Regions from separate parts of the Homo sapiens genome. Here region 1 is linked to region 2. A link is a contact called in ENCODE Hi-C or POLR2A ChIA-PET data. All regions are on one chromosome and are shown on one strand. Each heading gives the region's core, a stretch centred on a gene start or an enhancer-like site at or near the end of the contact. The rest is flanking DNA. Distances are from core to core; before and after follow the strand shown. Region 1 has its middle 71 kb from the start of GNAT3. Region 2 overlaps GNAT3 (G protein subunit alpha transducin 3).

Evidence for each region. Hi-C counts contacts between places; a loop is a spot of excess contacts on that map. ChIA-PET counts read pairs that join two places held with the same protein, here RNA polymerase II (POLR2A). Pooled maps may share reads with other maps.
Region 1: a loop to region 2 is called in a map of IMR-90, with 3 times the contacts of the local background. The contact joins two enhancer-like sites. A Hi-C loop is called at or near these places in 4 of 168 maps with a recorded cell type or tissue (IMR-90, MCF 10A, mammary epithelial cell and 1 more) and 4 of 50 pooled maps. POLR2A ChIA-PET finds 5 or more read pairs at or near these places in 3 of 52 experiments (MCF 10A, OCI-LY7 and activated T-cell).

What each region holds. Positions count from the first base shown.
Region 1 is chr7:80,438,519-80,443,166 of GRCh38, reverse strand. No RefSeq gene overlaps it. Among named protein-coding and RNA genes, the nearest start is that of GNAT3, 71 kb to the left of the region's middle. Within about 2 kb of position 2,491, at least 2 of the 41 ENCODE cell types and tissues checked have a DNase peak (open chromatin) inside an H3K27ac peak, as active enhancers do.
Region 2 is chr7:80,497,194-80,501,641 of GRCh38, reverse strand. The region is part of intron 1 of GNAT3 (G protein subunit alpha transducin 3); the gene reads left to right. The region is part of intron 2 of LOC107986812 (a long non-coding RNA gene); the gene reads right to left. Among named protein-coding and RNA genes, the nearest start is that of GNAT3, 13 kb to the left of the region's middle. Within about 2 kb of position 2,626, at least 12 of the 41 ENCODE cell types and tissues checked have a DNase peak (open chromatin) inside an H3K27ac peak, as active enhancers do.

The DNA.
Region 1 (4,648 bases), core at 1,242-3,741, 58 kb after region 2:
ACTTTCTCACAGTTAAGGGCAGCTTTGATGACTGACAAAGGCCAGTTCGCAGGGAGGGAGTATTGTCCTGAACCTGGTAAGGCCACCTTCTGGATAATGGGCTTCTGCCAGCAGCCAGCACTCTTCTTTTCTGAATAGAGCTTAGATAATATAGGAAGAGATTTTGTACTGCAATTTTCTTTATGGAAAAAAAGCACTGGGTAAGGAGAAGTCCTTAGTGTTCTTCAGGGACTTGACTTTTATCCTAACTCTACGTGGTGAATTGAGCATGAAATAAAGACGGCTATCTTTAAGTTACAAAAGATAAAGATGGCTATCTTTAAAATATGAAATTGTAATGTTTAAACCCAAATCCCACACAGGCAGAAATCTTGATTGTTCCAAAATTGGAACCATTAGAATGTTATTAATCTGATTTATCATCATTTTAACATGCCAAACAAAAGACAAGATTCTCTCTCCCTTTCTCTTGGAAACCACTTGTCCCTTTGTAAAAAATCAATATGAGGTTATTCGTCTGAGCATGTTTCTTCCTTGACACTCTAATTTTTCACTAAAATGCTGTTGTAATAATCTTAACCTGGCTTCCTCAGCCTAGCTATTTTCCAGACCATTTAGCCCACACAGTTGAACCTAGAAAAATGGTAGTACTTAGGTTAAGATTTCCCAAAAGAATATGCAGTAAAATGTATGGGACACAATTGCACCATTGTGGATTAGGATAAATCATATATTATCAGGTACAACCACACTATCAGCATTCAACCTTAACTAGTGTCTCTCCTACCTCAAGACATGAGTAATAATTTCCTTATCACAGAGGAGGACAAACATATCTCTGCCCTTAGCAAAAAATTGGTCAGATAAAATACAAAATGTACATATGAATCAGGAAAAAAGAAGAGAACATTTGTAGGTCTGTCATAAATAAACTTTATTTTTGGACTGTATCAATATAAACTAATGGATAGAAGAAAGAAAGGAAGGTAAGAAGAAAAGAAGAACATAGCTTCCCTTAAGACATGTGTGAACGATGTCAGTTTTTTCTAATCACTATGTCTATTATTAATATAAATATATAGCACTATTAAACCGCTGTTTCTCAGATTTACAGATTCAGATTCACTGGTTTTCTACCCTGATTCTGTTGCTCTGAAGAACACCCAAGAATTTGTGATTCTTATGATTAGGCAGTAGGGGAGACATTGCTTTTAACATTAAATATCTAAACAAAACACTGGTTTGTGTTGTTTTATTTCCACTTATATTATTTCAGTTTACCTGTGAACAAAGCACTTACTGTACTCAAACTTAGACAGTTGCAGGAAATATGAGTGGATAAAACTAGTGTCTGTTCTTAAAATAGTTACTGTAGTAAGGGGTATACACTATGTATCTCAAGTGGAATTGTAGGATAAAGGTTACCTTTCTAACTTTGACTATGTTAAGTCATTCAATTATTCATTCATAGACTTAATATGCATTACGTGCTATACAGAATAGGCACCGTGCCAAATTAGAGGGCTGCAATGATGAGCAAAAACAAGTATGAGTTCAACTTCATGGAGCTTCTAGTCTAAGAGGAAGAAAGCCATTGCATAAATTAGCAACATAATACATATAAAATGCACTATCTGCTATGAAAGCAATAGATATTATCCTATATGTACATAATACATAAGTGATGATCTAGTCAGAGGGGTTAGGAAGTTTTCTTTGAGTAAGTAAATTTGAATTGGGAATGAGGCTTCAGTTATGATATCAAAGAAGAGAACTATTCAAGGCTATAAGAAGTGCATGTGCAAAGGCCCTGAGGTGAGAAAAATCACAGAGCGTGTAAAAATCTGCAGTGGCTGGAGCTCAAAGAGGAAGGGAGAGAATAGAGTGAAGTGAAGTTGGAAAGATTAGACTATGCAGGGCCTTTTAAGATACATTAGAAATTTTGTCTTTAGTTTAAAAACAAGTGCTCAGTGGATAGTATAATGAGATTTGAAATTTGAGAAGATAACTTTGTCCTGTGGGAAAATGACTAAAGGGAGAAAGAGTATGGTTGTACATATGACTGGGCAACTATTCAAAATGCTTCTAAAGGGTGTAATAATAACTTGAATGAGGGCACTAAGGGAGGAGAATAAGAAAAGCAGACAGAAGTATGATGTATTCTGGAGGCCAAATTAACATATCTTGTTGATAATTCATTACCATAAGATGTGGTAGGGGATGGTGGGTCGTTTTGGAGATGGTTGTGACTTGCTGAGGTAGGGAACAGTAGAAGAGGATCGAGTTTGAGGAAGGGAGGAAGAGCAGATGAGAATGGTTTTGAACATGATTAATTTGGAGGCTTTCAATATATCCCAGTAGAGTTGAGCAGGCAGTTGGAAATTCTGGTTTGGAGCTCAGAGGAGAAATCTGGACTGGAGACAGACATCTGTGACTCATCAAGGGTAGATAGTAATAAAAACTGGTGCAAATGAGACTGTCTAAGGACATAGAATAGGAAGCAAAAAGAGCATGGGATATAACCTTAGAACTGTAATAGTTACTTGGCAAAGAGGAGGATATTGCAAAGGAAACTGAAAAGGAAAGAGCAATAAAAGAAGTAAGATTCAGACTAGGGGATGTGAAGTGATGCAACACAGGAAAGAATTTTTCGAAATCAGAGAAGAGCAATTAATTGTAGTAAGTATGGAAAAAGCTCAATTCAGTTGAGGTCTGGAAAATATCCATTGGAATTAAAGATGCAGATATCACTGACAAAGCTTTGGCAAAGCAATGCAGCTGACAGTAATGGCAAAATAATAGTCATGAGTTAATTAAGTTAAGGACTAAGAGGCTGATGGCAGCAGTGAGTGGCACCTTTTCCTTTTTAGATGAGAGAGATAAAGGAAGTGTTGAATTCAAATGACATTCAACGCTTCAACTATTATATGTCCCAAATTTAAAATAACAATCATCTCTACTTTCTTACTTGTCCTTTTAAACTTCTTTTACGTTTATTTATTTTCTGTTAAATACACCCTGAGCCTCTCCATCAATGAAGCTAGTGTTCCTGCTCTAACACCACTCTCTACCAAGGTTTCATAAGTCCTGTCCCTCCCCACAGCATGTTGAAAGTTGTCTCTCCTTCCCCCTCTATTCAGTAAGTGTGTGATTTAATTTCACCAGATGATTCACCCTAGTTCTCCCATTTAGTTAAAAATTTAACCACCAATAAAAAATTTAACTTTTTTTAAACCGAATTTGCTCAACTAAAATGGAAGACTATACCTTCCTTCATGGATTTCTATGAAAGCTGAATGAAATAGTGAATCCAAAGTGCTCATTAGAGTTCCCGAACATCACAATTCTCAATGATTATCAAATAAATTTGAATGAGACTTATCTGAGCATAATGGCTTTCCACTCCATATCTACATGTAAAAATCAATGAGAATGACATAAAATGCAGGAGAAAGAATTAAAATTTGAATAGAAATTCAGATTAGTTCAAAATCATGAAGATATAGTGCTCTAAACTTTATAATCATCCCCATCCGATTACTTTAAACGTGGTGTGCTATTTTAACCCAAGTAAAGGTACACTAGTTCAAGTAACATGCAATAACATTCTTATCATTATTTACTGAAAGGTGGAGTGTACTGGCTTTAAAATAATCTCTGTGTTAAATTAGTTAATAACATTTTTCATTTAAGAAGGGTTTAAAAATAATTTTTCAAGCAGAGATGCAAAACAATCAAAGCATGTAATTTGCCTTTATCACTTTTACTTTTTATATTAAGGATGGACAAAAATATTCTACTCATAGGAAAGGAGATAAAATTGTGACTCACTCCTTTGAGTCTGCAAATTAAAAGAGAAAAACAAGCATGTAGCTGGAGGATAGATGAATGGCAGAAGATAAAATCCAAGGGCCATTATACCAAAGGAGGGTGAAGACTTATTAATGAATTTCAAAACCCAGTGTATACCTTTTGCATTGCTGTGAATAAATGCCTTTGATATCTCAAACAGAATTAAACAAGAAGGAGGTGACCTGTCAAAATGAATAGAATGAAAGGAACCTCTCTTTACACTCTCATTTATTTGTTTATTATTATTATTATTATTTTGAGATGGAGTCTCGCTCTGTCACCCAAGCTGGTGTACAGCGGCGCGATCTTGGCTCACTGCAAGCTCCGCCTCCCGAGTTCACACCATTCTCCTGCCTCAGCCTCACGAGTAGCTGGGACTACAGGTGCCCACCACTGCACCCAGCTAATTTTTTGTTTTTTAGTACAGAAGGGGTTTCACCTTGTTAGCCAGCATGGTCTCGATCTCCTGACCTCGTGATCCACCCGCCTCGGCCTCCCAAAGTGCTGGGATTACAGGCTTGAGCCACCGACTCTCATTTATTTTTTGCTATAAATTTGTAAGTTTTCTAAGATGGCAGCAATGATTTCAGAAAAAAAATTTGAGGCAGGAGTAATAAATGACAGTGATTTTAATATTCTACAGATTAGTACAACATGATATAAATAAGAATAAGGAGAAAAATTATGAAATTCTGCTTATGATGAATAAACTGCAATAAGAGAGGTGCCTTTATTCAGTGAAACCCTTAGAGGAATCATAGACACTATTAAGTGAGAGAAATCCTGTTATTAACTC
Region 2 (4,448 bases), core at 1,377-3,876:
TAAATTAAAAGAGCTTAAAAAGCATAACGACAAAAGAAAGTGTGAAACTTGATTGGATCATGAATACAAGAAACAAAAAAGGTATGGGAAACATTTTTTTGAAACAATCAGATAAATTTGAATATGGAGTATATAGTATTAGATAACATTTAGAATTAATATAAATTTTCTTAAGCATGCAAATAGTATTTTGGTTTTGTAGAAAAATTGTCTTATTCTTAGAAGATGCATTTCAAAATATTTATGGGTAAAATGTCTAATAAAGATTCAGCAAAACAAAACATAAAACTATGTTCATATATGTATATGTAAATGTATACATACATATGAGAAAGAAAGCAAACAGGACAAATAATTCAGAAAGGGGAAGGGTATAAAATGCGGGCTTCCATAACACTATATTCTTGAACTTCTGTAAGTTTTTAAATTAATTATCAAAATAAAAAGTTTGGGAAAAATAAACAATGTGTTTTTTTGGCAAAAGAAAATGTACAAATTTATCTGCAAATTTATTCATATTGCTTTATAAGGGAATTCTATCAAACAGTCCATGGGCAGAGCATTTCAAAATTACATAAACATTTTTAGAAAATTCTTTTCAATTTATTATTTGACAACTTTGACAACAAAATTTGACAAAGACAATGGCAGGTCAATCATCCTCACAGACATAAATATAAAAACCAAAGCCAAATATTAGCCAACCAATGCCAGCAATACATAAAATGCAAAAAGAGAAAAGGTTGGGGGGACTTTTGGGGGAAGATGGATTATCCCAACAATGCATGTTTAAAATACTACTAGAAAATCATTAACATTATTTACTACATTATCAAATTAAAAGAGAAAAATCAAAAGAATGTCAGGAGGTGCCAAAAAATAATTAAATAAAATTCCTTATCAATTCCTGATTGAAAAAACACCAATTAAAGTAGAAATAGAAGAGAATTTCCTTAGTCAGATAAACTGTAGGTACAAAAACCTTCAGTAACTATCATACCTAATGGCCAACATTTAGCATTGTTCACTAGAGATAGTGAACAAGGACTTATGATTAATAGGTTTCCTGTTAACAGAATAGACCCTAGAGTATGACATAGTTTCCTGCCCTTGACCTTCTCTTCAATACTCCTATCAGGGATTTTGGTGAAGGGGGATAAAGCAGGCATTTCAAACTTGAGATTCAGTTTGGAAGGATATAGTGACAAAACCAAGTCAGACTTCCAAATAACCTCTACTAGCAGAAATGCTTGCCGCAAATAAGCAAAATGGAATTTAATAAATATCTTTATTGAGGTTCAAAATCAATTAGATACACGTGGTTTGTGGGAGGATCTGTTTGGTAAGAGATGTGAAAAAAAGTAGAAAAACTTTAATTACCACAAGCTGAGTGTAGGCCAAAAAAAAAAAAGGAGGCAAACTAATCATGGTCTTTATTAAGAAAATTACTTATTTATAAACAAGCCCACCAGGAGTGAGGCAGGTCTAGGTGGCAGAATGTCAGTGCTGTTCATAAATCTGGTATCTACAGCATAATTTTCAGTACTGCATTTCGGAAAGACATTGGCTCTTACATGGGGTATGGTTCAGAGGACAAATAATCTAAAAATCATGTTCCACAAGAAAGGAGTAAAGGAGTGGATCATATTATACTTGAAATATTTCTTTAAAAGGATATGAGCACATTCTTCAAATAATAGAAAATACTTAAAGCTCACTATATATTAGTGTATGTTCTAGGTAATTTATATTTGTGATCTAATCCTCCCAAGTTTTAGCCCAATTTTATAATAGAGGAAACTGACTTTCAGTGAGACCAAATTTGATCAAGACACTTAGTCACAGTCAGAGATGAGTGCAAGCTCATATCTATTTAGTTCCAAAACATGATGAATCCAGCTATGTGATGGGCTGTCATGTGCAAAGGACAGAGAATTTTGATGTCACTCCATAAAAAGGAGAAATAATACATGGAACAAAATTAAGTTGGCTCAAAAGAGACTACCCTAAAAATCTTTTATACCAACAGTCTACCTGTGAATGATAAGCTGACACAGCAATACCAGTATGCCTCTGAAAGTACACTGCTTTCAAGGCCAGGTGTAGGGGCTCATGCTTGTAATTCCAGCAGTTTGTGAGACAGGCAGGAGGATTGCTTGAGGCCAGGAGGCCAAGGCTGCAGTGAGTCATGATCATGCTACTGCACTCAAGCCTGGCAACAGAGCTAGATTCTGTCTCAAAACAAACCAACAAAAAAAGTACACCGCTCTCATACTAATTTATAAAAAATGCATTTAAAATAATTTCTAAAGTGTTGAAACCATTTTGGTATTTATCAGTGCCTACTTAAAAAAGAAAGCGATATGACACAGCTTTAGTAAGAGTCAGAATACATAGTTTCTTTGTTTGAAGACAGATCTGAAACTTTGGATGATTATCATAATCTCTATTGGATTCATTTTTCTCACGCATAGACTGAAGAGATGTGCATAGCTGGTTGATTTCTAAGGTTTCTTTCTACTATACAATTATGTGATTTTTAAGACCACCTACAAAAAAAAATCTTATGTGTGATTACAAGTCACAATGTTGTAATCTCATTTTGCCTGTTTGAACAAGTCATCCAAAATGAGCAATCAAGCCTTGTGTGTGTTCAATTGAAGTTCAGTTACATGTATAAATATTGGGTAGATTTAAAATTCTTTTTAATATTTTCAGATTTAAAAATGTAGAACAGGATTCCTTACTTATTCTTATTAAAAATAAAATAATTTATGAGTATCTAAGTATGAATTAAGTATAAATTTAAATATTTAATTATTTGTAACATTATCTATTTCAAAGAAACAGATGCATATCTTGTTAAAATTCTCTTGGTACCCCTTGACCCAGAAACTAATATTAGCGATGACCACAATTTGGAAGGAAGAGATTATTTCAGGACACCATCAGCGGATGTGAACATGCTGTTATAATGTCTATATTTGGCTCTGTAACATGATCTAATCTCACAAGACTGAAATGACTATTGTGAACTATGACCTAGAATTATTGTGAGAATGGGGCTCAATAATTTATTTTTGAAATAACTTTGCAATAGAGTTCCAAATAATAAATGAGATTTTAAGTAGATAGGCTTTTCTTTAGGAATTTTCCTCTTAATGCTGTAATTGACTATACTGGACCTTTACATAGAAGACTGAAGTCACTACATAAAGCAAGGATGGTACAGACACCTTTTTAAAGGCTTTCAAGGGAAAATATTAACTTTTAATATGTAGTTTCATTTAAAAGTACATGCCATTTTTAAAAAAGTGATTGATTATTCTGCTTACCTTAAACACAGCATGAATTACCAGCTAAGTTACAAATAATTGTTATACAATAACATACCCTGTAGCCTTAGAAATACTTTTGGAAATGCCACAACTTAGTGTTATCTGTATGATTACCAAATGGCCATATTTATGAAGTACAGAAGACCATTCTGAATGTACATTAACTGACACAGTCTAAAAGTCACTTTTTTCACAAATTTATAAATTTTCAACTAGTCAATAACATATAGTGAATAAAATAAAATTCGGTTGTGATTTTTTAATCTGCCTAAAAGTGGTTCTTAATCAATAAAATATTTCTCTATAATACATATGCTGATACAATTCTAGAAAATCATTGACACACTTTTTCTCATTAGGCTCAATATCTCAAGATAGACAATTCATTTAAAAGAAAGTGGTCTAAATTATTTTCACTTTATTGTAGAAATTATATCATCTTTTAAATAAATTTAACTGACATTCAGAAATGAGACTTTTTTCTCATTTCTAGTTGAATACTTTGGTTGAACAAAATACAACATTAAACATACCTGCATGAGCAAGTACTGCAGTTCCTACTGAGCCCATTGACTTTTCTTCCACATCCCCACTGCTCTGTAATTTAAGACAGTGTGTGTGTATATATGTATGTATATACGTATATGTATATACGTATATGTATATACGTATATGTATATACGTATATGTATATACGTATATGTATATACGTATATGTATATACGTATATGTATATACGTATATGTATATACGTATATGTGTATATATATAGAGAGAGAAACAAGATATTCTGATATTCTGTCATTTGTACAGGATGATGCTAGAATTTCGAATATTCAGTTCCATTGTTAGAGATTTTAAAATAAAACCTATCAAGGACAGTTTTATAATATTATTGTATGACTTTTCCCAAAGTGATGCACTTCCTACAGCAAAATAGTGAGTTATTTAAAGCCAGCAAACCAGACTATTGTGCAAAGCTCATTCATTTTTGAATGAGTTGCCACTCTCACAAACAATTCTCAGCCATGCAAAATGATAGGGTCAGTTGTCTTCGGAAAATGGGCAAGATGATTTTATTTTATTCTCAACTGTTTCATTCTTGGGCAT